2 separate regions of the Homo sapiens genome follow, and region 2 is linked to region 1. A link is a loop called in an ENCODE intact Hi-C map of the cell type or tissue named here. Cell type or tissue: gastrocnemius medialis. All regions are shown on one strand. Links, peaks and the distances in the headings refer to the core of each region. The heading gives the core; the rest is flanking DNA.

Region 1 (15,967 bases), core at 3,357-11,356:
TTTGACAAATGTGTACACCCATGTAACTCACATCCCTACCAGGATATGGAACATTTCCAACACCCGAGAAAATTAGTTCCTCACTTTAAATCATGAACAGAAAACCAAGGATTACCAGACATCTGAGGAAAGACCCTAACATGGAAAATGAACATCACAACAAACAAATAGAAAAAAGACAACTTAGAACAAAGAGCCTTTTAGGAAAAATAAACTATATATTTTTAAAAGTATATTAATATCCTCAGAAAGACAAGAGAAGATCTTGCACATAGAGTGCTGTGAAAAAATTCAAAAAACAACAAAAAAAGAGCTCTTAAACATTGAAAACGTGATAACAGCAATGAAAAAAGTCACTAGAAATGTGGAATATAAATTCGAGAAAATTCTCCAGAAAATAGAGCAAAAAAAAAAAAAAAAAAAAAAGAAAGAAAATAGAAGAGAAATTAGAAGAAAAGTGGAGCCCAGTCAGGAGATCCAACATCGAAATAACAGAGAAGAAGAAAGAAGTAATGAATAATTCGAGAGAATTTACCCGTTTCTAGACTGCAAGGGCCTTCTGGATGCCCGACAGAATAAGTGAAAATTAGACTCATACAAAGGCATATCATTTTGAAATTTCATTGGATACAAAATGAAAATCCTACCAAAAAATCAGTCACATACTAGGAATCAGAATAGCTTGAGATTTCTCAATAGCAGCACTTGAAACTAGACATCATGGAGCAAAGCCTTCAACATTCTAAAGGCAAAACATTCCTGATCTCAAATTCTTTATCTAGTTACTGCACCAATCAAGCAGGAAGGTAGAATAAAGACATTTTCAGACAACCAAGATCTCAGAAAATTTAACTTCTGCATACTCTTTTTCAGAAAACTACTGGAGAATGTCTTCCATCCAGTGAAGTGTATGGCCTGTGTCCGTAGTCACCACTACTCGGAAGGCTGAGGTAGGAGGATCACTTGAGCTCAGGAGTTTGAGACCAGTCTCGGCAACATGGTGAAATCCCACCTCTACAAAAAATACAAAAAATTAGTCAGACATGGTGGCTTACATTTGTGGACCCATCTACTTGGGAGGCTGAGGTGGGAGGATCACTTGAGCCCAGAAGTTGGAGGCGGCAGTGAGCTATGATAGTGCCACTGCACTCCAGCCTGGGAGACAGAGTGAGACCTAGCTTCTAAAATAAATAAATATTAAAAATGAAGGGAGTAAACCAAGAAGGAAGAATATATGGGGCTGCATGAAACAGGAGCTTCACCACAGAAGAGAGACAAAGGGAATCTGTCAAATTATGGAGAAGGTGGATTCCAAGATGACTGCTGTACACAAAGTAGAGATCTTTTTAGAAAATGTGAGGCCAAGGACAGTGGAGGGCCCATGACCATAGCTGTCCTTGCCTCCACAGTAACTCATGGGCATAGTGAAAACCCGTGCATGGACAATAAAGATGAAATGATGAGACAGTAACAAAGGACGTTTCTAACACACAGGATACACTGAAGCCTGGGGTCTCTCTTTGTCTTAGCAAAACTCTCCTGACTCTCAAAGACTATAATAAAGGAAAACATTTAAATCTGCCCAAAGAAGAGAAATTCCCCCACATATTAATATGCATGTGTACATGTTGTGTGTGGGTGTATATGTATACGTGTGTCTATGTGCTTGGATATATATTGAATATCTCTGGATGGATTATGGAAGCAGATATGAAGAAAATTTACTTCCCACTATCTTCTTCTTCTTCTTTTTTTTTTTTTACCATATTCAGTCATTAGCCATTCAAAAGGATGATTTTATGACCCAGCGTGCACGTCTTGGTGGTGCCATGGTGCGATCGGCCATGGTCTCCTCTAGTAAATGGGCTCAGTGGCCTAGTGTCTCTGTCACTGCCATCCGTGATCACCAGCAGAGGTCCGCAAGGCATCGCCACTGCATTTCCACCAGCTCACAAGCAAAAGCAAGGCAGCCAGCCCCTCCAGCGGCTCACTCGTGGCCACCCACGACTACTACTGGAGCCACCTGGGTTCCACTTGCAGTAACATGCGGAAGAAGTGCCGAGTATCCTGGAGAAGCCATAGCCCTGATTAGCCTTATGGTAAAATAAATTACGTCCATTCATACCATAGAATACTTTGTAGTCATTTAAAAAAGAATGTAAAAAACTCCTCATTCAATGATATAGCATAATATCCAATTATTCTATTAAATGAAAAAGGCAAAGTATAGAAGAGAGTTATGATGCAAAAATAGGAGAAAAATATCTCTGACCCTTGCAAACTAAGTTAGATACATTGTCATTGTATTATGTGCTTTGCCTATGTGATGCTCATGATAACAATAATTAATGATTATTGCTGTTTAAAAAAAAGGGAAAGAAAAACTTCTACATCTCATGCTCCCTTGCAGCTGGTTCTGGATATAAAATAGATTGCACCCATCTGATGTATTGTGCAAGATTTGGAAAACAGAGAGACAGGCACCACTTTTTTGTGTTCTTGGCTGTTGCTGCTGCCAGTTATAGTCATGGAATTATCGGGGTTTTCTGCAAAACCTGTGTCCAGAGGTTAGCTACACAGACGTCAAGATGCAGTTGCAGTGGCGCTTCCTGATCCCTGAATCTCAGCCTCTGTGATGTCCTCTTAAACTCAAAAGTTCCAGAGGGGGTGCCAGATTTCCCACCTTTCTGACTCTGGTGCCCCCCTGCCAGGACAGTTCAGTGGTGATATTCTAGTTGTCATTAGGAAGAGCCAAGTCCACCTGACTCTGCTATAGTCTGAATGTTTTTGTTACTCCCAAATTCATATGTTGAAATCCTAGGTATTAAGAGGTAGGGCCTTTGGGGAGTGATTAGGTCTTAAGAGTAGAGCCTTCATGAATGGGATTCGTGTCCTTATAAAAGGGACTCCAGAGAGCTAACTAGCTATGTGAGGATGCAGTGAGATGTCTGTCTATGAAGGAAGTGAGCCCTCACGAGACACCAAGTTGGTTGGCTCCTTGATCTTGGACTTCTCAGCCTCCAGAACTGTGAGAAATGAATTTTTGTTATTTATAAGCTACCCAATCTATGGTATTTTGCTATAGCAGTCTGAACAGGCTAAGACCAAAATTGGTACCAAGGTGCGAGAGTGCTGCTATAACAAATAGGTAAATTCTAGAAGCAGCTTTGGACTGGGTAATAGTAGAGACCGGAAGAATTTGGAGGTTCATCCTAGATTAAAGACTGTATTACCATGAAAGGACTGTTAAGGGGAATTCTGGTGAGGGCTCAGAAGAAGAAGAGGAGAGCTGTAGATAAAGCTTCAATATTCTTAGAGAATCCTTAAGTGGTCATGATCAGAATGTTGGTAAAAATATGGATGGTAAAGGCCATTCTGATGAGATCTCAGATGGAAATGAGGAACACTGGAAACTGAAGGAAAGTCAGTCCTTGTTACAAAGTGTGAAAGAACTTGGCTATTGTGTCCTAGTGTTTTGTGGAAAGTAGAGCTTATGAGTGATAAAATAGGAAAATTAATGAAATAAATTTGTTAGCAAAATGTTGAAGGCACAGCATGGCTTCTTTTAAATGCTCATAATAACATACAGAGAGAAACACAATTTAAAAATATAATTTATTGGGGTGGGCGGGGGGTAAGGGAAGGGAGAGCATTAGGACAAATACCTAATGCATATGGGGCTTAAAACCTAGGTGATGGGTTGATAAGTGCAGCAAACCACCATGGCACATGTACACCTATGTAACAAACCTGCACATTCTGCACATGTATCCCAGAACTTAAAGTAAAATAAATAAAGAAATAAACAAAATTTCTTCTCAAAAGAAAAACATAAAGATTTGGAAAATTATCAGCCTGTCTATATTGTAACAAATAAGAAAGCATGGTTAGAAGAGAACACCAAGGATGTGGCCATCATTTAATAAAGAGGTTAGTATTCATTAGCCAGGTACTATTTATCGAGACAATGGAAAAGTGACCCAGAAGGTATTTCATAGATCATCACTGCTGCCTTTTCCATCACAGGCCCAGAATGAAAAGGCACTGAGGACAGAATGATTTCAAAGGAGGGGTCCAGGGAGCCCTCACCCTGGCATTGCCCCAGTGGTTTTCTTTCTGCAATCTGGTGCAGCCCTCTTCTGATACCCTAGATGTGGTGTGAGCTCGAGGGCACAGATGGTAAACCTTGGTGGCATCCTCACAGTGCCATCTCCCATGGTGCATGGGGTACATGAGTCATGTGGGCATGGCTACCTACACCTAGATTCCCAAAGATGGAGCCCACATAGCCCAGCCAGAGGGCCATGACAAGGGCAGGACCAACAAAGGGAATCCCCCCTAGGACACTGCCTAGTGGAGCTGTGGGGTCAGGGTTCAGTTGCGACCCCAGATGTGTAGAACTATCTGCATGTGCTTCTAGCCTCAGGAATCTCAATTACAACCCTTGAAAGCTGCACCGTGGACTGTGACCAGCAAAGTCATAAGGGTAGGGCCAACCAGAGCTTTAGGGACCCAATTCCTACCTCAGTGTGTCCAGGAGGCAGAACATTGAGTCAAAGAAGATTATTCTTGAGTCTTCAGGCTTAATGTTATCCCTGTTGAATTTCAAACTTACTTGAGACCTGTTACGCCTTTTTTCTTTCCTATTTCTCCCTCTTGGAACAGAGGGAGAAATGTCTATTCCACCACTGTATTTTAGAAGCATATAGCATGTTTGATTTCATAGGTTTGCAGCTGGAAAGCAATTTGCCTCAGGATGAATCATACCTTGAGTCTCATCCATATCTGATTTAGATGATATTTAGCTGAGAATGTGGACTTCAGACTTTTGAGTCGATGCTGGAATTATTTAAGACTTTGGGGACCACTGGGATGGAATGAGTGCATTTTGCATGTGAGAAAGACATAAATTTTGGCGGGTGGGGGGGGGGCGGGCAGGGCCTGAATGCTGTGGTCTGAATATTTGTGTCCCTCGGAATGCATATACTGACATCCTAACCCCCAAGGTCATGGTATTAGCAAGTGGGGCCTTTGGGAGGTGATTAGGTCATAAGGGCACACTTCTCACTATTAAAATTAGTGTCCTTATAACAGAGACCCCAGACAGCTAGCTAGCCCCTTCCACCATGTGAGGAAACAGTGAGAAGATGTCCATATATGAAGGATGGTCTTTCTTGATCTTGGACTTCCCAGCCTCTAGAACTACGAGAAATTAATTTCTGTTGTTTATAAGCTACCAAGTATATGGTATTTTGTTATAGCAGCCTGAACAGACACACTCCTAACAACCTCCCCAGCAATTTTGAAAGCACCCAATTCCCTATTTTAAATGCTCTTCTGCCTATTTTAATAGCAGAGTGGTTTGTTTCCTGAACTGATACAATTGATAATAAAAATTTTCAAACAGAAACTGCAAACCTATTTTAGAATCATTAAAGTAATTCATTTTATTTGTATCTATCCTATACACTGAATGCTACTAAAATGAGTGTTAAGTGGTTTAAAAATGGAGAACTATCTAGGAGATTCTCTTCTGTTTGTACTAACTACTGGCACATTTAAAAAAATTACACATCAGCCTGGGCACGATGGCTCACACCTGTAATCCCAGCACTTTGGGTGGTCGAGGCAAGTGGGTCACTTGAGGACAGGAGTTCAAGACCAACCTGAGCAACATGGTGAAACCCCTGTCTCTACTAAAAATACGAAAATTAGCTGGGTGTGGTGGCATGTGCCTGTAGTCCCAGCTACTCGGAGGCTGAGGTGGGAGAATCACTTGAACCCTGGAGGCGGAATTTGCAGTGAGCCAAGATCATGCCACTGCACTCTAGCCTGGGTGACAGAGTGAGACCTTGTCTCAAATACAAAACAAAACAAACAAACAGAAACAAACAAACAAAAAACACACATCAAGTCATGGGCAGCATGTTTAACTTTATTTTTAAAGTTTATCCAGAATATAGAATGACTGAATGAGTAGCTATTAAGGATTATTTTCTATAAAGTAATATTTTTACTTAAAAAACTGACAAAAATGAACATGACTGGCAGAAGAACAGTGGCTTACTCTACTCTCTAAGAAATGCCTGGTGACATCAGTTAAAAGGTATGCCAGAGACTAACAGCTGGGTCACTCCAAGTTTCACTCTCTTTGACTCAGCATCCTGAAATGACTCTCAACAGGCTGGGAAAGCCATTAAAACAGCTCCTGGCCCATAGCAATAACAGGCTTTTTACCTTTCAATCCTGGTGATCCTCTGGGAGCTGATGACAATTCTGAATTTTGTCTCTTTTTACACTGTTTGCAATGTGAATTTGACAGTGAGTAAATGAATAAAAGGGAGTGAAACGTGGGAAATTTATCCTTTGAGTACCACTGAGCACTTGGTATTATATTTGCTTCTGAGGCAGCTTTTCATATTTACAGTTAATCCAGTGACATTTTTGGCTGTGCTTTTAGAAGAGAAAAATTGATGGCTAAGAGGGCAAATGACTGAGAAGTCACAGCCCTCTCTGCAAATGCAGACACGCAAATTTACAATTTTCTGGCAGACGACAAACAGCAACAAACATTCAAGCCTACATTTTCAGAGGTTTACTCTGTATTAACCAGGTCACCATACAGTGCAGAATAAGATAGAATTGCTTTGACTCTCAGGCCTTTTAAAGACTGGTTGGAGCCTTCTAATGCTTGACCATATGTGAATTATCCACTTGGTGGATTACTTGAAATTCAGCCAGCATAACCCCAAGTGAACTGCTCTGCCTAAGTTATATTTAGAAAACCACTCACTTATTTAAACATTAGACTACTCAAAAATTTATGGGCTGAATATATCCAAGATAAAGTATATAACTATATATATATAAACATTTCTAAAAGTAAAAGGATTTTTTTTTTGGTCCCCCAAAGTTTTGGAATTAAAATTATTTAGAGCTGGCAGGGTCCTTAAGACATTTTGTCCAAGAGTTTCATTTTATAGCTGAGAAAACAGACACGATGAGGTTTACTGACTTGCCAAGCAAAACAGTTCATTGTTAAATTAACATTTTTAAATCACAGCTTCCCTTCCATTATCCTGCACATAAGGAAGTTTTTGGAAATATTTTTAGAATTGTCTGTGATATGGAGGAAATAATCCAAGGCCACACCAAAGCTCCCTAAGAACAGAGTTGGACTCCACGGGTGATGGGCTGATATGCTGGGGTATGCAGTTGCGGGAAGAGCCTGCCAGGTGTTCCTTCACTTGTCCTTGTTAGCCCACACTACAAGAAGTCCTCAGAACCTGTCCTCACTTTCTTTTTATTTTGTTTTATAACTCACTCAGACTGCTTAATTGTCCTTATGCTATCTCTTTTCTGCAAGTAAACCTCAGTTGCCTTCTGTGAACTATGGAATTTTAGGGAGGAGTTGGACCCATGAGTACGGAGAGGCAACCCCACACACTAACAGAAAGTAAGCACCAGGGCTGCTGGAGAAGAGAGGAGAGTACAGTTCACAGTGTATATTTAATGCTGCTGAGCAGCTGGGCATCAGGGATTGTGAGACTTTACACCCCAGAAGTTGCTCAATAGTGGTCTGTGGGGCTCTGCTAGAAACCAGCAAGGGAGCCAGCAGAGAAAAGGGAGTGCAGCCGGTGAACAAATCCCAGAAGCTCATCTCAGGACTGCTGGCTACCTTTCAGGCTAATGACCTATAGCTGAGGGCTTGCATCTATTTGCAGATGTACTTAGATTTTAAAAGGAAGTCTGTACCACCTGATACACATTAGCATGGCTGCTATTTTTTTAAAAAAGAAAAAACAGAAAATAATTATTAGTGAGGACGTGGAGAAATTGTAGCCTTTGTGCACTGTTGTAGGAATGTAAAATAGTGCAGCCACTATAGAAAACAGTATGGCAGTTCCTCAAAAAATTAAAAATTGAACTATCATATAGTCAAGCTATTCTAATTCTTGATATACACCTAAAAGAATTGAAAGCAGGGACTTCAGCCTGGGCAACATGGCAAAACCCTGTCTCTACAAAAAATACAAACTTTAGCCGGGTGTGGTGGCATGCACTTGTAGTCCCAGCTATTTGGGAGGCTGAGGTAGGATGATTGCTTGAGTCCAGGAGGTCGAGGCTGCAGCGAACTGAGATCATGCCACTGCACTTCGTCCTGGGTGACAGAGTGAGACCCTGTCTCAGAAAAAAAAAAAAAAAAGAAAGAAAGAAAAGAAAAGCAGGGACTTGAACATATATTGGCACACTCATGTTCATAGCAATATTATTTACAATAGCCAAAAAGTGAAAACAACTTGTGTGCATTGACAGATAAACGTTTAAGCAAAATATGTACACACAATGAAGTATTATTCAGCCTTAAAAATGGATGAAATTCTGATACATGCTACCAAGTGGATGAACCTTGAAGACATTATGCCAGTCACAAAAAGACACGTATTTTATTATTCCACTGATAAAACGTACCTATAGTCAAAATCATAGATAGAAAGTTAAATCATAGTTTCCAGGGGCTGGGGAAAGGGGGAAATGAAGAGTTATTGCTTAACAGGTACAGAGTTTCAGTTTTGCAAGATGAAAAGTGTTCTGGTGGTGGATGGTTGCACAACAATGTGAATGTACTTAATACCACTGAGCTACACAGTTAAAAATAATTGGGGGGAGGGGGAAGGGATAGCTTTAGGAGATATACCTAATGCTAAATGACGAGTTAATGGGTGCAGCACACCAGCATGGCACATGTATACATATGTAACTAACCTACACATTGTGCATATGTACCCTAAAACTTAAAGTATAATAATAATAAAATAAAATAAAATAAATTAAAACTGTAAATTTTTATGTGCATTTTGCCACAATTTTTTTTGAGAAAAGGAAGTCTGCAGTATTCCTAAAGTGTATGTTAGCTGAAATTTGTTAAGTATTTGATTTTTTTTCATTGAAAGGAAAGCCATAGCCTATCTTTCATCATTCTTCCCTTAGTTCCTTCCTCTTTCCTTTCTTCCTTCATCCTTCCCTTCTTCCTGCCTTCAAACATCTACTTGATGTTTGCCAAACATTGTGGGAGGCCCCTGATAAAACATACCATGGTCGGGTGCTGTGGTTCACACCTGTAATCCCAGCACTTTGGGAAGCCAAGGCAAGAGGATTGCTTGAATCCAGGGGTTTGAGACAAGCCTGGGCAACAAAGTGAGAGCCCATCTCTACAAAAATAAAAATTAAAACATTTGCCAGGCACAGTGGCATGTGCCTGTAGTCCCAACTACTTATGTGGCTGAGGCAGGAGGATCACTTGAGCCCAGGAGTTTGAGGCTGGCTGCAGTGAGCTATGATCACACCACCCCTGTACTCCACTCCAGCCCAGGCAACAGAGCAAGATCCTGTCTCTTAAGAAAAAAAAAAAAAAGATAATATGCCCTGCTGGTAATCCAGGTAAATAGACATTATCATCTGACCGAGGTCTGCTCTGTGATAGAGATGTGCTCAGTTTCCCACGGGAGCTTAGAGAGGGGACACTAATGCAGCCTTGGAGACAAAGGAAAACCTGTAGGATTTTGGGATTCCTAACTGAAGTCTTGGAGGGTGAATAGAAATTAGCTACCTAAAGAAGGAAAAATCTGAACTAACATAACAACATCAGTAATAATATTTTATGGTAATAAAGCTACAATTAATGCATTATTTATACGAATAATGTTTGTTAAACACTAGGTGCCAGGCACAGTTCTAGGTGCTGAAAATATGAAGGTAGACAAGATAAAATTTCTCTCTCATGAAGCTTAGGGGCAGACAGTCAATAAATACATAGATAATATATGGAATTATCAAATTGTGGTAAGTGCTATGGAGAACAACAGAGCAAGGGAAAAGGAAAGGGAGGTTTGGGTTAAGGGAGGGAGAGGACATTACTAATTTTTATAGGGTAGCTAGGGAAGGCCTCACTAATACAGTGGCATCTGAGCAGAGGACAAAAGGTGGGAAGGGAAGGACCCTGGGGGAAGAAGTAGAGACCAGAAGAATACCATAGGCAAAGTTCTTGAGGTGGGAGCATGCCAGGTGTGTTTGGAAGACAGTGTGACCGGAGTTGCAGCAGGGAGGGAAAGAGTATTTGGAGAGGAAGGGGGTGAGAGGAGGGCAGCGTTCCCATCATGTAGGGCATTTGGGACCACAGGAGGACAGGAGCATGTGCTGCCTATGAGATGGAAGCCACTAGAGGGTTTTGAGCAGAGGAATGGCTAAAAACTTGGGTTTTAAAGGGATCATTTTGTTTACTCTGTTAAGAAGATTGGAAGAGGCAAGACTGGATATAACATCACTAATTAGGAGACTATTGCAATAATCCAGGAGAAATTGATAGTGGCTTGAACCAGGATGGCAACAGTTGATACAGTTGATGTTGTCATATTCCAGATATATGTTGAAGGTGGAATCACAAGATTTGCTGACAGACTGGATATCAAGTGTGAACAAAAGCAAATAATCATGAATGACTCCCAAGTTGTTGGCCTAAACAACTAGAAGCACAGACCTGTCATTTACTAAGATGAAAATCCTGTAGGACACGCAGATTTGGGGTGGGAGTAGGCAGGTAATCAGACATTTGGTTTTGGACACATCAAGTTTGAGATGCCTATCAGATATTCATGTGGAGATATCAAGTGCTGTAATATGTAGAAAGTTCCAGAGTTTAGAGGAGAAGTGTAGCTAAAGACATAAATTAGAATCTCCCTGCTTGGATTGCTTCCAAGCCATGACCCTCCCTGGGTGAGATTCCCAAGTGGGGAAGTATAGATAAAGAAGATGTCTAATGATTGGGCCATTGGGTACTTGGGACACTCCACTAGTCAGGGAAATGAGGTGGAACCAGCAAAGAAGACAGAAACAACAGCCACAGAGCTAAAAAGGAGAAGCAAGTGAGTCTCCAAAACTAAGTGAAAAAGATGTGTTTTGAAGAAAAGGGAGTGAGCAACTGTGTTGAGTGCTGAAGACAGGTCAAGTATAAAGAGGGCTGAGATTGGACCACTGGATTTGGCAGCATGGAGGTCAGTAGTGACTGCAAGAGCTACTTCAGTGGGGCGGTAGGAGCGAGTGCTTGGTTGGAGTGCATTTGAGACAAAATAGCTTTTAACTATTTGAATTCTGTATGCCTTGGTTTCCTTATCTATAAAATTTGGAGTAACTCAGTACTATTCTCATAGAGTTTTTGTCATAAAAATTAAAGGAAAAAACACATCTGAAGTGCCTGATTAAGGTGTAGTATGTAGTAAGTCCTTAGTAAACATAAGCTATTGTTATTATTAAAATATTATTTTTATTTCAACCATCCAAAGGAAAAATTGGCATTTACTTTTCTTTACCTTAATCAACTTTTTTATAATGCTCAGATAAGAATTGTCACATTTAATGACCATTTTTCTCTTTTTTACATTTATTTTCTCTAAGTACAGAAATAAAATGAGGGTATATAGACAAATACCATAAAAGGGGAGGAGAGGAAGTAGAAACAGATAGAGATAGGACACCTTTAAGGAGTTTTGATGCAAAGGAGCAGAAGAATCTAGCGGTGCTGGAGGGTATTTTTGTTTTTGCTTTTTAAGTTGAGAAAAATAACAATGTATGGCAGGGAAAATGATCCAGTCAAGAGGGGAAAATTAATAAAAAAAGATGAGAATGTCTTTGAGAGGGAAAGAGGAATGGAATCTGGTATTCAAGTGTACAGGCTGGCCTTAGGAATGTAGTCAGTTCATCTGTTATCGAGGGACAGGCAGCACCTACAGGTGTAAATGCAGGTGGGTGGGCAGATGTAGCAGAATTTCTCATCTAAGGCTTTTTGCTGCTTTCCTAATAAGACATGAAGCAAGATCCTCAGCTGAGAATAAGGAGGGGGAGAGGTGTTGGGGGTTTGAGAAAAGATGTGAAAAGTGAAGCAGTCATCTAAGAGATGAGGAAAATGAATATATTAAGGAAGGGTAGGAGGATTATCTTGCAGCACTGAGGACCTAATTGAGATTGGTGTTGTCTTAGTCCGTTTTTTGTTCCTCTAACAGAATACCTGAGACTGGGTAGTTTATAAAGAAAAGAAATTCAGTTTTTACAGTTCTAGAAGCTGAAAGTCCAAGACTGAGGAGCTGCATCTGATGAGGGCCTTCTTGCTGATGGGAACTCTCCAGAGAGTCCTGAGGTGGTACAGGGCATCACATGGCAACAGGAAAAGAACATGCAAACTGGCTTTTATAACAGACCCGATCTGTTGATAACCTATTAACCCATTCATCTATTAATCCATGAATCACCTCTTAAAGGCCCCTCCTCTTAGTATTGTTACATTGGGAATAACATTTCAATATGAATTTAGAGGGGACAAAATTGAATCCATAGCAGTGGTGATGAATTTAACATGGCACAGTCAGCATATTTTCCAATCATGTTTGTCTATGTGGATACTCATTCAGAGGAATTGGAAAGCTGGCATCATCAGGAGGGATTTCATCAGGTGAGTACAATGAAAGGAGAGAGAGGTAAGAGATTAGGTGGGTATGCAAAGGGTAATTGTAGGAAAGAAACATGCAAACTAAGGTGGAAAAGCAAGGAAGTGAAGCAATGAGGAGGTGAGGTATAATGCAATGGTAGAATCCTGACAAGGTACTAGAGGGATGGCATGGGAAAATTAGGAGGTGGGGTCAGAGAGTAGGTTATTTTAAAATGAGATGGAAAAGAAGTTGCAGCTATTGGTAATGACAAGGCATGACCATGCAGTGGGGGCTAAGGTAGGTTGGAAGACAAGACCATTGGAGGAGAGGAGAGGCAGAGGTCAAAGACTTGAGAGGTCAGTGCATGGAAAGGATTATCTGTATGTCATAGAAATTATTCAGAATTAAGACAAGATTACCTTTGGAGACAATGACAGTGAGACAAGAGCTAAACTCTTCAAGGAATGAAGTGGAGTGGTCCAAGATCTGCAGATGGCTGCAAAAAGAAGGGCTGGCAGTTGTTTAATGCAAAGAGATTCGAATTTTGTGGGGAGGGGTGGTGCAAGTTTAGGAAGAGCAAGAGAAAATGGTCCTAAAGCAGCAATAGGAACACACAGGTTATGCATCCCTCCTCCAGGCCCAGTGGAACATGGGATGTGACAGAAAAGCAGCCACCTCTTGAGAGAACTGCAAAGGAAGCAGTGCCCCCGCAGACAGCTAATTTTCAGTTAGGCCGAGAAGGTGAAGAGAGTATAGGAAATTTTGCTAATGGTGAACTGCACATTCCAGGGAGCACAGTGAAAGTTCTTGTGTTATGGAGGGGAAGGAAATAGGATCAGGTGAAAAAATATACAGAGCATTATGGGCATACAGTCCTACCTTGTGGCAATACAGGGCACACATATAAGGATAAAGGGCAGGACGAGACTTGCAGCAATGGTCTCCCAGGTAGACTGTGGCAGTGAGACCATAACTCTGGTGGGAGAGGAAGGGATGAGGGTTTTACCAGGAGCACGAAGACTCTGGGCTCTGTCTTCTCTCCTGTAGGGAGGAGGCTAGGAGAGGTGTGATGCCACAGAAGCATGGGGCTATTACAGGAGCCCAGGTAAGGGATGATGATGGCTTGGGTTATTGTAATAGTGGAGCTACCAAGGAGTAGCTGAATAAGTAATGTATTTTTGAGATAGAGCTCAGAGGACTAGCTAATGGACTGATTGATGGGGCAGGACTGGAAGCAGGGACTGGGAGAAAGGGAAATCAAGGATGGTTCTAGGTTTTGGTCTGAGAAATGGATGACTGAGAAACAGGTATGGCAATGAGTGACTAAAGAAAGAGCTTTTCAGATAAAGTTTGAGGTGCCTATTTAATGTTTAGATGGAGATAGTGAGTAAGCTGTTGGATGTCTGAAGCTGTAAGTAGAGGAGCTTGGTGACCTTCAGCAAGTTATGTAATTTCCCTAAGCCTATTTCCAACTGGAAAATATAACTATCTATTATTGTTATCTATGTGATGTGAGAATTAAATATGGTAATACTGTAAGTGCTTAAGCTAGAGCCTGGCTCTTGTGCAGAGTGATGCGTAAGAGACAATTAATTATCCCTGAGGGAAAAATAGGGGTTCACTGAACCTAAAGTGACTTTTCCAGAGCTGCTGAATAGTGAGCCCCACAATCAAGGCTTGAATACCAGTCTACGCTCTTTCTACTACACTAGTGGCTCAATTAGAAGTAATATTTATTGACAATCCTCTGCAGCCAGGGGACAATTCTTACCATAGTATCAAAGAATACAAAGAGATATAAACTATTCTTAGAGTGTTTTCATATCAGGCATCTCACTTGTTTCTCCAGAGAGTTATGATATAGGGAAGAGGAAAGTATAGGCTATGAAATCCAAACTGACCTGGTTCAGATCTCAGATTATAATTGTGCTCTTAGATTATTCATCATAACAGCAGATTTGGGGATCTTCGTTTTCTAAAAAGTAAAATTATTAAGTATTTACTCCTTGGCTTTCTGTAGCAACCAAATTCCATTGGTGTAACCTGCTTTTTAAAAATGTTCTTAACTAACTTAAGATCTACATTTCCAGTTAAATAATTACACACACCCCCACCCACAGTAATTACCATTTTCTGAATACTAGTTCTAGACTATTAGCCTTCTTATGTCAACTTTAGAAATCCTAGAGTCTTGTTAATTTTCTCTACGAAAGAGAAGAAAATTGTCCTCCTAATCAGACTCACTACCACTGTTCAATATCCCATCAGAGATAATCTGCCTCATTTTCCTGTGAAATAGAGCTTAGTTCACAGAAGATGATAGAGCTTACTCAGAACAGAAAATGAGCTCTTAGAGGTCTTTGGGAACATTAATTGCAATGGATTAATAATTTACCTTTAACAGTTTTCAACAAATACTTCTTGAGAAAAATCTTATCAAAATACTATAAGCTTTTGCTGCTGGTTAATCCTGTCGATAGCATGATGAACAAATGGACTCAGCTTTCATAACTTCAGGAATACAAAGCTCATTATTCAACTTCCATCCATGGCTTTAGTAAACAAAGATAGAGATTCTGCCCTTAAGGTACACCCTGACTATAGGGGATACAGGCAAGAAAACAAAGAGGTGTATAGTACAGAGCATAACAGATGCTTAAGTTGTAACAGGGTGGAGGCACAGAAGTGGAATAAGGCTTTGTGGGGATGAGGTTGCTGCCAGGGATCATTTCAGAGAATGGTATACCCATGCTGCGAAGGACAGGCCTTGAAAAACCAAACCTGGCACAACTTGCATTTACAAACTGTTTTATTTAATGGAAATGCCTTTTTATAACTTCTATTCATTTATTTAACATTTACTGGGGGCCAGGCAGAGTGGTTCACGCCTGTAATTCCAGCAACTTGGGAGGCCGAGGCAGGCGGATTACCTGAGGTCAGGAGCTTGAGACCAGTCTGGCCAACAAGGTGAAACCCCGTCTCTACTAAAAATACAAAAATTAGCCCGGCGTGGTGGCTTGCGCTGTAATCCCAGCTACTTGGGAGGCTGAGGCAGAAGAATCACTTAAAGCTGGGAGGCGAAGTTTGCAATGAGGCCAGATCGCACCACTGCAATCCAGCCTGGGCAAATGCTTTTTTTTTTTTTTAAGACGGATCTCACTCTGTCACAGAGGCTAGAGTGCAGTGGCGCGATCTTGGTTTGTTGCAACCTCTGCCTTCCAGGTTCAAGCTATTCTCTTGCCTCAGCCTCCCAAGTTGCTAGGATTACAAGCGCCCATCAGCACGCCCAGCTAATTTTTGTATTTTTAGTAGAGATGGGGTTTCACCAGGTAGGCCAGGCTGGTCTCGAAATACTGACATCAAGTGATCCACCTGCCTCAGCCTCCCAAAGTGGTGGGATAACAGGCGTCAGCCATCGTGCCTGGCCACTTCTGCATCTTCACCATTCTGAAAATAAATGATCTGTACAAATGTAGAGTTTAATCAGA
Region 2 (15,967 bases), core at 4,478-12,477, 93 kb after region 1:
TGCATCAGTGCTCTGGCGCAAAGGGGAGAGTACTTAGGCCAGGCTGAATTCTGAATCTGGCTATTGCTTTGAGGATATTTGCCAAATCAGGTGAGCTTCTCTGTTCATGGCTTTGTGGGGCTCAGGGATCAGGAAGCAAAGCCTAGACCCAGTCAAGATGGAGCATTTAGCAGGAAATAGTCTTCCTCATTAATTTGGAGCCCCATTGTACTGTACCTTTATAAGAGTGATATAGAAATTATTTCCCTTTATGCCCCCAGGGTTTCTACAGAGAAATTTTCTTCTAGAATATTACTGCAAATCGAAAAAATGTCACTGAAAATGTGCTACCACAAACCAGCTCTCACACTAGTTTGCAGCATAAATTCACACTAAACCTTAAGAATTTAAAATGATCCTGGGCTGTTACTACTCCCAAGGGCCTGATAAAACCTAACATATAATCATCATTATCAAAGAATTCCCATTGGTAAAGTTCTAATGAAAATAAGTGGCTTATAATAAAAATTACAGGCCATCCAAGGAAAAAGGCACAATATAAGAGAATCATTTGAGTCAGATGTGCAAATAGTTCACGTTTTGGAATTATCAGATGTAAAATAGAAAACAAATACGTTTAATATGTTCAGTAACAGGCTTAAAAATGAAGAAAAGAGCAAACATGTTGAAAAGGAACCAGAAGTTTTAGAAATGAAAATAGTAATTGAAATTAAAATTCAGTGGATAGGTATAAAAGCAAATATGCTGTTGAAAAGTTAGCATAATGAAAGGTAAATCTTAAGAAATTTAGACCACAAGATAGACAAGAAATTGGAAAATATAAAAGAGGTTAATAAAGGGAACATTTTTAAGAGAAAAGACAGATTACCTCCAAAGGAATATTCAGGTTTCGATAACAGTAATGGAAATAGTAGTGGACTATGAAATGATATGCAAGACAAAATAACAGCGTAGAATTCTATAGCAAAAACATGTTCATACAAATAAAATGTGAAAGTTCAGTGACAGACTATTTTTTAAGCAGAAGTAAATGATCAGAAGTAGAAAATCTGAGATTTAAGAAGAAATGATCAAAGACGGTGACAATTATATAGGTGAATAAAAGTGGACTCCATAAATAATAATAGCATCTTATGAAGTTAAGAAAAAGCTATATTGGCTGGGCACGGTGGCTCACGCCTGTAATCCCAGCACTTTGGGAGGCTGAGGCAGGCGGATCATGAGGTCAGGAAATAGAGACCATCCTGGTGAACACGGCGAAACCCCATCTCTACTAAGAATAGAAAAAAGTTAGCCAGGCGTGGTGGCAGGCGCCTATAGTCCCAGCTCCTCGGGAGGCTGAGGCAGGAGAATGGCATGAACCCAGGGGGCAGAGCTTGCAGTGAGTGAACATCGCACCACCGCACTCCAGCCTGGGCGACAGAGCAAGACTCTGTCTCAAAAAAAAAAAAAATAATAAAATAAAAAATAAAAAGCTGTATTATAAACCAGGAGAAGGTGATTGGAGCTAGCATTTAAAGGACTTTTTATTGTTGCTTGGCACGGTGGCTCACGCCTGTGATACCAGCACTTTGGGAGGCCGAGGTGGGCAGATCACTTGAGGTCAGGAGTTCAAGACCAGCCTGGCCAACATGGTGAAACCCAGTGTCTACCAAAAATATTTTTTTAAAAAAGCCGGGTGTGGTGGTGCACGCCTGTAGTCTCAGCTACTCAGGAGGCCGAGGCAGGAGAATCGCTTGAACCTGGGAGGGGGAGGTTGCTTTGAGCTGAGATTGTGCCACTGCACTCCAGCCTGGGTGACAGAGCAAGCCTCAGTTTCCAAAAAAAAAAATATATATATATGTATATGTGTGTGTGTGTGTGTGTGTGTATATATATTTATTTATTTACGAGCAGACTAAAGATAACTGGATTTTTAGAAGTATATATCAAAATTTATAAGGTGACATTTCAGTGATAGAAATATGTATATAATTTCCACACTAGTAGAGGATTAAAAAAAATGGAATGAGAAAAAAGAATCATTCCAAAGAAGGCAAAAAAAGAAAGAGAAAAATTAACATGGAAAGAGCAGGATACCAAAAAGGATGGTAGAAGTAAATCCAAATACATGTATGCCTTTAAAAACAATATTCATGTATATGGGGTTTAGGATAGAGACTACAAGGAAACAAAGGAAAATGTTGAAAGTAAAATGATGGAAAAACATACACCTGGCAATTTTTTTTTTAATTTTAGTGTGTACATAGTAGGTGTATATATTTATGGGGTACGTGAGATGTTTTGATACAGGTATGCAATGTGAAATAAGCACATCCTGGAAAATGGGGTATCCATCATTTCAAGCATTTATCCTTTGAGTTACAGATAATCTAATTACATTCTTTAAGTTATTTAAAAATATACAAATAAGTTATTATTGACTATAGTCACCCTATTGTGCTATCAAATAGTAGGTCTTATTCACTTTTTTTTTTTTTTGTACTCATTAACCACCCCCACCTCCCTCCCACTAATCCTCCACTACCTTTCCCAGCCTCTAGTAACTATCCTTCTACTCTTAGACGTTCATGATTTCAATTCATTTGATTTTTAGATTCTATGAATAAGTGAGAACATGCGACGTTTGTCTTTCTGTGTCTGGCTTATTTCACTTAACATGATCTCCAGTTCCATCCATGTTGTTGCATATGATTGGATCTCTTTTTTTTTTTTTTTTAAAGTGAGACGGAGTTGTCTCCCTTTGTTGCTTAGGCTGGTGTGTAGTGGTGTGATCTCAGCTCGCTGTAACCTCCACTTCCCGGGTTCAAGCAATTCTCTTGCCTCATCCTCCCAAAGTAGCTGGGACCACAGGTGCACACCACCATGCCCCACTAATTTTTGTGGGGTTTTTTTTTGGTACAGATGGGGTTTCACCATGTTGGCCAGGCTGGTTTTGAACTCCTGATCTCAAATGACCCGCCCACCTCTGCCTCCCAAAGTGCTGGGATTACAGGTGTGAGCCACCACGCCTGGCCTGATCTCATTCTTTTTCGTGTGTATATGCACCACATCCATTTCTTTCGTTGATGGACACTTAGGCTGCTGCCTGACTAATATTAATGGAAAGAAAGCTAGTATATAATTTCAAATAGACTTAAAGACAAAAAGAATTGATACATAATGGGAAATGGCTAATTTGGCAGGAATATATATGTTTTAAAGTTACATGCAATTAATAACCATAGCCACAAAATAAAGCAAAAAATTAACAGATGTACAAGGAAAAAATTGAAAAGTTTTTCCAGTATAGCAGGAGATTGTAATATATCTGCCTTAGTATTTGATATAGAAAGCAGACCCCAAAAAAAGATTAGTAGGAATACAGAAAATTTAAACAGTGCGATTAACAAGCTTCATCCAATGGACATATATTTCATCCATGCACCATAGAAACATCAAATGAATCATTATGAAAATTAATCATGTACTGGGCCATGAAACAAGTTTCAACAAATTTCAGAGAATTGATACCCTATACACTGTTATAATACCAACTCAGTTAAGTTAGAAATAGGTAACACAAAAAAACTTCCTTTATCACATGGAAACTAAAAAAAGTTTTCTCGATATCTCATCGATCAGAGAAGAAATGCTGGAAGTTGGCCTGTTCTTTAGTAGGAGATGTTAAATCATACCTCAGGTTTGCTTGCAGCAAACAAAAAACTGAGAAATGGCCCAGATAAAAGGCCTTGCATTCTTAACAGGTGAGAGTGTGCAGGGATGCTAAGGACTGATGGTGGATAGGTTCTCCTAACAGGAAGGATGCCATTTTTTTTTTTTTGAGACGGAATCTCGGAATCTTGCTCTGTCGCCCAGGCTGGAGTGCAGTGGCGCGATCTCAGCTCACTACAAGCTCCGCCTCCTGGGTTCACGCCATTCTCCTGCCTCAGCCTCCCCAGCAGCCGGGACCACAGCCGCTCGCCACCAGGCCCAGCTAATTTTCTGTATTTTTAGTAGAGGGGGTTTCACCGTGCTAGTCAGGATGGTCTCAATCTCCTGACCTCATGATCCGCCCGCCTCTGCCTCCCAAAGTGCTGAGATTACAGGCATGAGCCACCGCGCCTGGCCTGAAATTTTTAATAAATGGTGCTGGAACAATTTTATGTTTATATGTGAAAGATGAAATTGGATAAAAAATACATGTATACATTTTTGGTGAGTTGAAGATTTAAATGTAAAAGGCAAAAATTATAAAACAAACTGTAGACCATAAAGAAAAGGGTTAATAAATTCTACCATATGAAAGTAAAGAAATTTCTTACTAAAAGCAACCAATAAAGAGATTGAAAAGACAAGTCATCTACTGGGGAAAGATATTTGCATCACATATAAGTTATTAGTATCCAAACATTACAAATCATTAAGAAAACCCATAAAAAAATGGGCACAAGGCTTCAATAGATACTTTATGGAAGAATAAATCCAAATGGCATATGTATAGATATATATTCATAGCTATATGTTCATATATATCTATACATTCATATTCTATATATCCATATACAGATATATATGAATGAATAAAAAGGTCTTCTGCCCTGTTACTAGCCTGGGAAATGCAAATTAAAACTGCAAGGAGATGCAGTTTCAGAGTTGATATGGTCTGGCTCTGAGTCCCCACCCAGATCTCATCTTTAATTGTAATCCGAATTGTAATCCCCAAGTGTTGAGAAGGGGCCTTGTGGGAGGTGATTAGATCATGGGGGTGGTCCCTTCAAGCTGTTCTTGTGATAGTGAGTTCTCACAAGATCTGGTGGTTTTATAAGGGGCTTTTCCCCAGTTTGCTCAGCACTTCTCTCTCCTGCCACCATGTGAAGAAGGACATTTTTGCTTCCCCTTCTGCCATGATTGTAAGTTTCCTGAGGCCTCCCCAGCCATGCAAAACTATGAGCCAATTAAACCTCTTTCCATTATAAGTTACCCAGTCTCGGATATGTCCCTCTAGCAGTGTAGAAACGGACTAATACAGTAGTCATCAGATTGGCAAAAACAATTTTGGCAAGTACATGAAGCATTTGGTATATACACTCCTGGTTAGTGGTAACTGATTCAGCATTTTTTGGTAAGCAGTTTGTCATCAATTAAAGTTGAAGGCTATTCTGTGACCAAATAATTCTACTTCTTGACATATGTTCAACTTTTAGATGTATACTCAAGAGAAATTTCTGACACTTGTATACCAGGTGATATGAACAAAGACTTCTATAACAGTAGTACTTGTAATAGCCCCAAACATAAACAATTAAATGTTCCTTAAAAGTATAAGAAATTATTGAATATTCATAAAATGGAATACTAGTCTCTGTAAAAATGAATTACTGCTACAATAATGTTAATGAATTCGATGGGGGAAAAAACAAGTCTCAGAATGTCTTCCATATAATTTAATTTTATGTGATGTTTAAATGTGGAAGGCTAAGTAATGTTTAAGGATTCTAACATCTGGGAAAAGTATAAAGAAAAAACCTTTTGTTAACTCGGTCTTTAATCAGTTAAAAGTGTGGAAAAGTAAGTCAAAATTCTGATTGGTTAAATCAACATTTTGTGTTTAGTAGGTTTCTTAGTTATTTTGGGCAAAAATGGCTATCACTGTGACACATCTAATTCTCTGTAATGCAGCATATTATGTTTTAGGTAATGCTGAAAATTCTGTGGCTTTGTTTCCCTTTTCTTATGTAGTCTCTGAAGCATTTCTCTCTTACCAATGTTAATACCAACCTAAGCAAAAATGCTCTCCTATGACCTTTTGGGAAATGATCAGAGAATTCCAATACATAATTTTATATTTCTTATCCTAGAGTAGGATATCACTATAACATTGAACGTAATATGCAGATGTGCAAATCTCTGTTAGACACCTTAGGAGATGCATGAGCTGCACAACTGTGAAAAAAAAAATAGTACATTTAAATCCGAAGCCTTCTTCTCAAGATACCGCCATGGCAGGCACACAGTCAAGCTCTAGATGGGTTCCAGAGTGATTGTACTGGGTTGGTTTGAACTCTCCACTTTTATTTTTATTCATTTTTCTTATTTTATTTATTTATTTATTGATGTCTCCATAGAGACTGTCAAAAATTGCCAGTGCTGACTATATCGCAAGTAATTGCAGTGGGGTATTGGGAAAAGTTTCCAATTAGCAATAATTGCACTCAGATAAACCTCATTGGCTACGATACTGCTACTGCACAAAGCTTGAACTCTCCACTTTTAAAATTCTCCTCGTGAATAATTTTTTTTCTTTTTTAGAATGTAGAAGATGGGAGCCTTAACACAAATGTGTACTTTGCTAAAGTGTATAGTACATTTATCTACTTTTTTGGATAGCAGTGTCTTGGCTTAGAAATTCGTTTATTAGTGGTTGTATTAATTACTTGGATTAAGCTAGTTATACTCCTAAAAATTAGAATACATTTTTTAAATCCCACATCATACTATTTTGGCCTTTTTTTTGAGTAATATTTGTTATGTATCACAATTTTATGTGGTTCATTGAAATACTGTTCTTAAAGGAGTAATAAAAAGAAATGTTACATCATAGGCCCAGGTTTCCTTTTATTTATGCATTTGGCTTTATGAAGCAAACTGACCATGCATATTATTAATGCTGTGCTAGTGAATGTTTTCATTTCATTTTAAGATGTAGTTTCTCATAAGACTATAATTTTTAAAATAAATAAAATAGAAAGTTTTCTTGATTTTATTGTGAAATATACAGATCTTTTTGTAGTAATATTGCATATTTATATATTCCTGAACACACTAAAATTGTGCACAGCTGATGGGCCAACTCACTCAAAAGTGAAAAATATGCAGCTTTGTAACCAGAATGCTAACAAAAATAAATCTTAATGAGAATACTAGAATATATTAAAACATATATGAAATTTGTCACAAACAAGTAATATGGTCAGTTTAGGATTTTAAAAAGAACATGAACACTGTGCAAGGAAGGGTTGAAGCTACAGGATGATGGATGCCAGGGTAAAATGCATAAAGATTTGGAAAGAAGAGCTCATTAAACACTTCCAAGAAAGAGCATGTGGCCAAGCTGTGCCAAGAGGAAGAACATGGGTTGAATGAGAATTGTGTACCGTACTGTCTTTTCAGCAGCTTGCTGCTTTCCACTGTGTTAGCCTATTTCGGGTTCAGCTGTTGTTGTTTGGTAGTACAAAAACATAGGCTGAGAAGAATCATGTACAAACCAATATGACTTACATTATACTAAAATCATTCCCTTATTTACCAATGGGCTAATTCGTGTTATGGAAAAGGTTTGTAACAGAACAAGCTGTACTAAGAATATAAGAGGTGGCTTCTGTTTTTGACTTGAGCTCTCTGATAAGTCCATGACCTTTTTAAGATTTGATTTTTGTGTGTGAAATGGAAATACTACATCTAAAAATAATGTAGTACAGCCTTTTCTCCCTTGAGCTTATTGTTTTAATTTTAAACTATAAAAATAATAAGCACATTAAAGAAAAATTGGGAAATAGAACAACAAAGACAAAAATTAGTAATATAAATCACCGTTTTCTTTTTTGTATGTATTTTTTACTTTTTCACTGGTTTTTATAAGCTTTTTAATTTATTCACATTCTTCAAGTCAGTAATTTTTAATGGCTACTAAATATTAGATTGAATAGTTGGGCTTTAGTTTACCATTTCTCTGTTATAGAAAATGTAAGTTGTTTATAGTTTTCCATTATCTTTAATAATTCTTGGATGAATATCTGTGTGTCCCTCCACACATCGTGGGTTGGGAAGGGAATATCTTTTTCCCTACATAAGATTATTTCACAAAAGTGACACATTTGGAATTGTTGGGTCAAAGAATGAAATTTTTAATAATTCGTGATACACATTTCCATTTAGCTTTCCGAAATGGCCCTAGGTCCTTGCCCAAAATTGTTTATTTTATATTTTTTAAAATAAGTTTTTTATATAATTTTTTAATTTATGTATTTGTTTGCTATTTGTATTTAATATGTGAGAAAAGATCATTTGCCTGTTTATCCATTGTGGTGGACTTGGTGTTCCAAATGGATAGTGCTCTGTCTACGGTCATAGCACCCTGAACATGCCTGATCTCATCTAAGTGGATAGTGCTCTAAAGTGTTCTATAAGGATAGTTTATAAACGGCTTTTTTTCCTTCTTGAAAACACAATGACAGTTCAAACCTTACTAAGATAATGTCAGCACTTGGTTTTTAATAATGTCAATACTTGGTTTTTAAACTTTGCTTGGATTAACACTCTGTAACTCTTTGGCATATTTTGCTGCCATACTATTTCTTTACATCTTAATGAAATTTTTTTGTAAACTTGTAATTCAGAGGAATAACATACTTGCAACCATTTAAATTACTTATGAGAAAATTTAGTCAATAGTTATCAGGAGACTGATTTTTGAGTATGTTACGTTAATAAAACTCACTATTTCTGTTTTAAGTAGTATTGATAAAAATTCAAGTTTCTTGAGCGATTGAGAGTGACTCTAATGGCCAGAAATTTGAATATTGAACTTAGCCTCGTTTATAATTTTGGCTCCACTTTTTATTAGCTTTAGAACCTTAGGGAAATGGCTTACTTCATTTCCATTTCCTTATTAACAATGAATTTCAGTTTTTTTTATTGTTACCATTTAGGATGTTTCCTACCATTAAGGATTCATTTCCAAAATAAATTAACTCTTCAAGGCAGTTAGTGCACCTTTTTGCAGAATAGACAAATAATTTGTATTATGAGTTCATTTCCATCTGAAATAATTATGATTTGAGTGTCTACTCATACTCAACATTTTGAAAAGATTCATTAGGAATGCAAAAGTAAAAAACTCTTATCCCAGCTAGGCATGGTGGCTCATGCCTGTAATCCCAACACTTTGGGAAGCTGAGGCAGGAGGATTGCTTGAGGCCAATTGTTTGAGACCAGCCTGGGCAACCATAGCAAGACTCTGTTTCTATAAAAAAAATTTAAAAATTAGCTGGGCATGGTGTGTGCCTGTAGTCCCAGCTACTTGGGAGGCTGGGGCAGGAGGATCGCTTGAACCCAGGAGGTGGAGGTTACAGTGAACCATGATATCGCCACTGTACTACAGCCTGGGTGACGGAGTGAGACCCTGTCTCTTTAAAAAAAAAAAAAGACTCTTGCCTCCTCATGGAATTCACAGTTGGAAAGGAAGGGCATTTATTGAACTAAGGAGTAGTTCAGAGTAAGTAGAGATGATGCATTTTAAAGCCTATGACATAGAATCTGTAATGTAGTAAAATCTCAGCAAATGTTAGCCACTGCTGTTTGGTACTTTCTAATTTCTAGATGTAATGGAAGATAGATGGAGATTTAAGTGACAAGGCAAAAGTGAGACATTAGAAATTAATCACTCCCTTCTTTAACTGAACACTGGGTACACTAAAGAGTGGTTTTTTGTTTGTTTTTTAAGGAAGCAAGACATTATTCAATTCTCATTCGTCATGTTTTTAAGTCTCTATGAATAGAGAGACTTTGATAAAATGAATAATTTGGTCACTTACATAGTACAGGATATCAGTTCTGAAATACATTGTGTGCTCATATATGTGAATGTTTATTTATGTGTGGTTTTCATAAGAGATTGAAACAGAAACCAAATCCGTTATCGTTTGATCTTTTCCTTTTTACAGTGTTGTGATGTTTCAAGTTATGGGTGCACAGGAGAGAGATAAGAACTGGATATGGAAAGAATGCTGTTAAGATTTAAAATGAATAGGATTTGAGTCATTGGTGCTCATGGGTGTTGTGTACATACTGTTGCCAGCACATATTGTGGTTAGAGTTTTGTTTCTGGAGTCAGTCTGCCTGGATTTAAATTCTGACAGTTCCACTTACGCTTAACCTCTCTGATTAATTTTCCTCATCAATAAAGTTGAATTAATAATAGTGCCTACCTTATAGGGTTTAATTGACAGTTAATTGAGATATCATATGTAAATTGTTTAGCACAATGCCTGGGCACTAAAGTATTATCTAAGGCTGTTGCTAATGGAGTGCTCTGAGGCTAACTACTTCTGGTGGTAGCTCCCAGAATCCAGATAAACTGTTCTACATCTAAAATTAACTAGTTTTCTCTTTTACATAACTGACATAAAAAGTAGAAATAAAATTAGCCGGTTTTCAGAATTCTTGAAGTAACCTGCCATCTATGTCTTAAGCAAAACAAACTCTGGAGGTACCCCCCCCCCCCAATTATTTCAGTTACACAAGCATAAGTGGGTTGAATAGGATAATAGTCGGTTTTTCACTGAATTTAGAAATGAGTTATCTTTATGAGCCATTGAAAATTAATTAAATAGCACATTAGCCTGTTGCTTTCTTCTCTGGTCTGTTATTGTCTCATGATAAAGTTTTTGAATAGAAGGGTGTTTAAAGTGCAAAACAAAAATAATTTGAGAAAATAGAAATGAAAAAAGAATAGTAACAGCTATTTTTCGCTCTCCTTGAAAGTACAGGGACAGTTCATACCTTACTAAGAGAATGCCAGCCTTGAAATGTCAGTACTTGAGATGATATAGAATGCAGAGTTTAAAAGTACTGGGATTTTAAAAAGAAATGATAACTTATAGTGAATTTAATTTAGCTAATGATAAATTTAGTGAATAAGAAGTGTTATCTTGTTAGACTTACGGAAGTATAGAGTAGAATGGTTGGTAACCAGATATGGGTGGTGGGGGTAGGAGGAGGGTGTAGGGAAGGGGGAGATGTTAGTCAAAGAGTACAAAGTTCTGGTTACACAAGAGGAGTAAGTTCTAGTGACCTATTGCATAGCATGATGACTGTAGTTAATAATAATGTATATTTCAAAATTCCTAAAAGACCATTTAAAATGTTCTCACCACAAAGAGAGATAGGTATATGAGGTGATGGATATATTAATTAGCCTGATCTAATCATTTCACAATATATACATGTATCATAATATCACATTGTACCCCATAAATATATATAATCATTATTTGTCGATTCAAAATAAATAATGAAATAAAAATGTTATCTCTTTTTAGTATGACGTGCTGTAAAAATAGTATACATAGTTTCTTTTTATAGTAAATATTTGAGATTTGAGGAAAGGGTTTATTTTAAAATATTGCTTAAATATTTCAAATTTATTATTTTCAAGATTCAACTATTTGTATATAGTAAAATCATAGATTCTTAAGATACGTATAAAGTCTTATAGTTCAAAGAAATAGCCTGTCCACTTTAAGTAATAATAGCCACTTCCTATTAGGTGATTAGTGTGGGCTAGGTACTTTACTAAGTATTTAAAATACACTATTTAATTGTGTTAATATCACCCATACACCTGGTCCTATAAAGCTGCACTTTATTTACAGCCATTTCAACTAATATAAGTTATTTTCCTTGTATTATAACCATTAGTATCTTCATTATACAAATGTTGTGCTTAAATATTATGTGGGACAATTGATTGCAAAATTTCTCTGATTTGGGGATATTTACATATGTATTTTCTTTTTCCCAGAGTTTAAGAATCTAAAGTATTACATTGATAATTGTTTCCTTTGTTGCAGAACTGTAAGAGTAAATGGGTCCAGTAATTGGAATGACTCCAGATAAGAGAGCTGAAACCCCAGGAGCTGAAAAGATTGCAGGATTAAGCCAGATTTACAAAATGGGAAGCTTGCCTGAAGCTGTTGATGCTGCCAGGCCGAAGGCCACTCTAGTGGACAGTGAGTCAGCAGATGATGAACTCACAAACTTGAACTGGCTTCATGAAAGCACTAATCTTCTAACAAACTTCAGCCTCGGAAGTGAGGGTCTTCCAATTGTTAGTCCATTGTATGACATAGAGGGAGATGATGTGCCATCCTTTGGACCAGCTTGCTACCAGAACCCAGAAAAAAAATCAGCGACTTCAAAGCCCCCATACTCCTTTAGTCTTCTCATTTATATGGCCATTGAGCACTCTCCAAATAAATGTTTGCCTGTCAAAGAAATTTATAGCTGGATTCTGGACCATTTTCCATATTTTGCTACTGCACCAACAGGCTGGAAGAATTCTGTTCGACATAATCTGTCCCTGAATAAATGTTTTCAGAAAGTGGAAAGAAGCCATGGCAAGGTCAGTGTTTATGAACATTGCTATATTTGGTGAGGTGGGGGGACTAATTAACATGGAGCCCTTAAAATATCTGGAAATCGGGGAGACAATAAGTAGTCAAGTCAAATTACTTCAGCTGAACTGAATTATATTCATTTGTTTTCACTTGAGATGTTTTAAAATTTCTTAAATATTGATATAAATTTAGCAGAATTATGTTTTGTCCACTATAGGTACCTAGATTAGTCTTTTTATTATTTTAGTTCTTTGTTTCTAGTTTCTGTAGTGTTCCTATAACTATCAGCATTTGATTCTTTATTCAATATGATAATCTCTGCCTTATAATCAAAGTATAGACCATTTAAATTAATGAAATTGATATGGTTGGGTTTAAATCTATCACCTTGCTATTTATTTGATTTTCTTTTCCACTTTTCCTGCCTTTTGTGGGATGAGGTGTTCTTCACTTTTGGTTTTGGTGTTTTGGTGCTTTTTTTTTTTTTTTTTTTTTTTTGTGAGACAGTCTCGATCTGTCACCCAGCCTGGAGTACAGTGGCGCGATCTCTGCTCACTGCAACCTCCGTCTCCTGGGTTCCAGCGATTCTTAATGCCTCAGCATCCAGAATAGCTGGGACTACAGGTGTGTGCCACCACGCCCTGCTAATTTTCGTATTTTTAATAGAGATGGGGTTTTGCCATGTTGTCCAGACTGGTCTTGGAACTCCTGACCTCAAGTACCACCCACCTTGACCTCCCAAAGTGTTGGGATTACAAGTGTGAGCCACTGTGCCCAGCCGAGGTGTTGTGTGTGTGTGTGTGTGTGTGTGTGTTTTATGCTTCAATTTTATCTCTACTATTGCCTGATTATTTATGTATTTTAGTGGTTGCTATATGGTTTTCAGTATACATCTTTAATTTATCATTGGTCCACCTTCAAATAATATTATACCATTTCACGTAACTGGCTCTTTACAGAAAAAGTTGCTTGGCACCTGATGCCCTATTGGATTAATTCCTTTTGCCTGGAGAAGTTTATTTAAAATTTCTCATTATTCAGTTTTGCTGGCAATGGTTATTTTAAACTTTTTTGTGGGGTGCAGGTTTAGAATTCTAGGTTGACATTTTTTTCTTCTATGTATTTTAAAGATGATTTATTGTCTTCTGGCTCCCATAGTTTCTGGTGAGAAGTCTGCTGTCATTATTCCTCTTTATGTAATGTCTCTTTTTTTAATTGCTGTCTTCAGTATTTTTTCTTTCTCTCTTTATCACTGTTTTTCAGCAGTTTGACTATAGAGGGCCTAGATGTGTTATTCTTTATTTTTATCTTGCTTTGGGTTCTCAGTGGTTCTTAAATATATGGTTTATTGCCTTTCATTAAATTTAGGAAATTTTTGCTCATTATCTCTTCAAATATTTCTTCTGCCTCACTCCTACTTTTAGGACTCCAAGTAAAAATATATTAGACCATTTGCTATTTGTCTTACCTCTTGATTGCTTTGCCTTTCCTCCACTCTTTCTCTCTTAGTTTGGATAATTTTTATTGATTTTTCTATAGGTTCACCGTTTTTCTTTGTTGTGTTCATTCTGCTGATAAGCCCCAATGAAGGACTTCTTCATGTTTTTAATTTCTAATGTTTTCATTTTCCTTTTAAAAAAGTTTCTGTCTCTGCTAAAATTCCCCACTAGATCCATAAACATATTAATTATAGTTATTATATAATGTCTGTCAGTTTCAATATCTGGTCCATCTCTGGATCTGGTTTTGCTGACTGTTTTAATCTCTTGTTTTTGTATGTATTTTATAATTTTGGATTGAATATCAGACATTGCAAAAGAATGGCAGGGACGGAAGTATGTAATATTTCTACCCAGAAATAGGCATGCCTCTACTCTGTTAGGCTGTTAGTGTGAACAGGTATTGGTCAGTCTAGTTAGTAATTGAGAAGAGTTTTGAGTGTTTGTGGTTGCAGTAATTACCATCAGTACACCACACTCTTCAGACTCCTACAGAGATGGACTGCCAATACTTTGTGTTTAAAGTGAGGCCTGGAGCAATAGATGACTTTTTTGTCTCAGCATTACTGCTACAACTTCATCTTCTAGCTTGTGCCACATTTGAGGTTGGGAGAGAGGTAAGATAGCTCTCTCTGTTGCCCTTCCTACAGCACTAGATTGCTATTGCTTGTTACTTGGAGCAAGGCTTTTGGATGGGGCAGAGTAGGATCCTTGATTCTTCTCCAGCATTAGTCTTAAACAGGTTCTGCATGCCTGTGCTTCAGGTGTGAGTCTTTCTGTGCCTCCCCCAGGAGCAGACAGTCTCTCCATCTACTCAATATAGAGTCTAGAGCTGCATTTTTCAGTAGCAAAATGTACTCTTTAATGCCAGGAACCATCTCACCACTGCATTCCAGCCTGGGAGATAGAGGGAGACTCTGTCTCACAAAACAAAACGAAAAACATTGGATTCAACTTTGGCTGAGTGCAGTGGCTCACACCTGTAATCCCAGCACTTTGGGAGGCTGAGACAGGTGGATCGCTTGAGCCCAGGAGTTAGAGACCAGCCTGGGCAACATGGCAAAACCCTGTCTCTACTAAAATTAGAAAAAATTAGCTGGGCGTGGTGGTACATGTAGTCCCAGCTACTCAGGAAATGGAGGTAGGAGGATTGTTTGAACCCTCGGAGGTTGCAGTGGGCCGAGATTGTGCCAGTGCACTCCAGTCTGGATGACAAAGTGAGACCCTGTCTCAAAATAAAAAAATAAGCTGGACGTGGTGGCTCATACCTGTAATCCCAGCCCTTTGGGAAGCTCAGGTTGGCGGTTCACCTGAGGTTGGGAGTTCAAGACCAGCCTGACCAACATGGAGAAGCCCTGTCTCTACGAAAAATACAACAAATTAGCCAGACATGGTGGCATATGCCTGTAATCCCAGCTACTCGGGAGGCTGAAGCAGGAGAATTGCTTGAACCTGTGGTGAGCCTAGATCGTGCCATTGCACTCCAACCTGGGCAACAAGAGTGAAACTCCGTCTCAAAAAATAAATAAATAAAATGTGACAGGGTCCATCCTGTGACGTGAGATGTAACATATGAACTCTTACCTTTGACAGAGCACAGAAATGGCAGTCGTAAAAGAATGTAAGAAAAAGAAGCCACCCAAATTTTAAATCAAATTATTAAAGACCAAATGTGAGCTAGCATGACAGCTTAGAATCCCTGACATTCCCAGAAGAAGAAGAGTCTGCATCCACTAGCTAGGTCTTTTTCCACTGGCCTCCATCTGGTGCTCCAGAGGAAGACTGCAGGCAGGCCAGGAAGCCTAAGAGAAACCCTTATGAATGAAGACAGATGTACAGAATCTGCCAAGATTTAGGCAAAGATAGACCTAGAGCTGCATTCTTCAGTTGCCATTTATCCACATGTGGCTAGTGGTTGGCATATTGAACAGCTATAGGATATTTCTGTCATCATAAACAGTCCTTTTAGACAGTGCTGTTTTAGAGTTCAAGCCAGTTTTCTGCTCATTCCCATTATGGTGGAGAAACTCAGCCTAGTCTTAGTGGGAGGTCTTGGACAAAAGTGAGTGACCACTCCCTTTCCCAGTGGCAGCAGTTCTCTGTATCATCAGCAGATTTGAGCATGAGCAGATTTTCTGCCTTTCTTCTAGTGGCACATGGCACATTGCCTTGTTAAATATGGGGATAGCTAGGTTTTATACTTCTCTTTTAGCAACAGCCATCCTTTGCCTGGGACTAGAGTGGGCAAAGTATTTTGCCTCTTCCTCAGTGGCAGACAGCTTTTGCTTTGTTTTAGAGAAGAGTCCAGGA

Evidence for each region. A loop is a pair of places that touch in the nucleus more often than their neighbours do. Peaks named below come from ENCODE experiments on the same cell type or tissue, not always from the same donor. Only the 100,000 strongest peaks of a DNase experiment are listed, where the experiment ranks them.
Region 2: it touches region 1 in a loop (2.9-fold over the local background); 2 of 110 quality-filtered maps call a loop at or near these places.

Annotation. Positions count from the first base shown.
Region 1 is chr2:48,242,606-48,258,572 of GRCh38, forward strand. It overlaps LOC102724008 (a long non-coding RNA gene), which reads left to right and starts at 10,898. Exons shown (of 3, transcript XR_001739457.2): 1 at 10,898-11,051. In gastrocnemius medialis, for the core only: no CTCF peak of the experiment used is centred there; a DNase peak (open chromatin) is centred at 7,566; H3K4me3 peaks cover 620 bases; H3K27ac peaks cover 3,270 bases.
Region 2 is chr2:48,334,589-48,350,555 of GRCh38, forward strand. FOXN2 (forkhead box N2) reads left to right here. Exons shown (of 7, transcript NM_002158.4): 3 at 11,613-12,163. The coding sequence starts at 11,627. It also overlaps the pseudogene RNU4-49P. Among named protein-coding and RNA genes, the nearest start is that of FOXN2, 28 kb to the left of the region's middle. RefSeq lists a silencer at 9,699-9,758. In gastrocnemius medialis, for the core only: no CTCF peak of the experiment used is centred there; a DNase peak (open chromatin) is centred at 11,753; H3K4me3 peaks cover 1,512 bases; H3K27ac peaks cover 4,895 bases.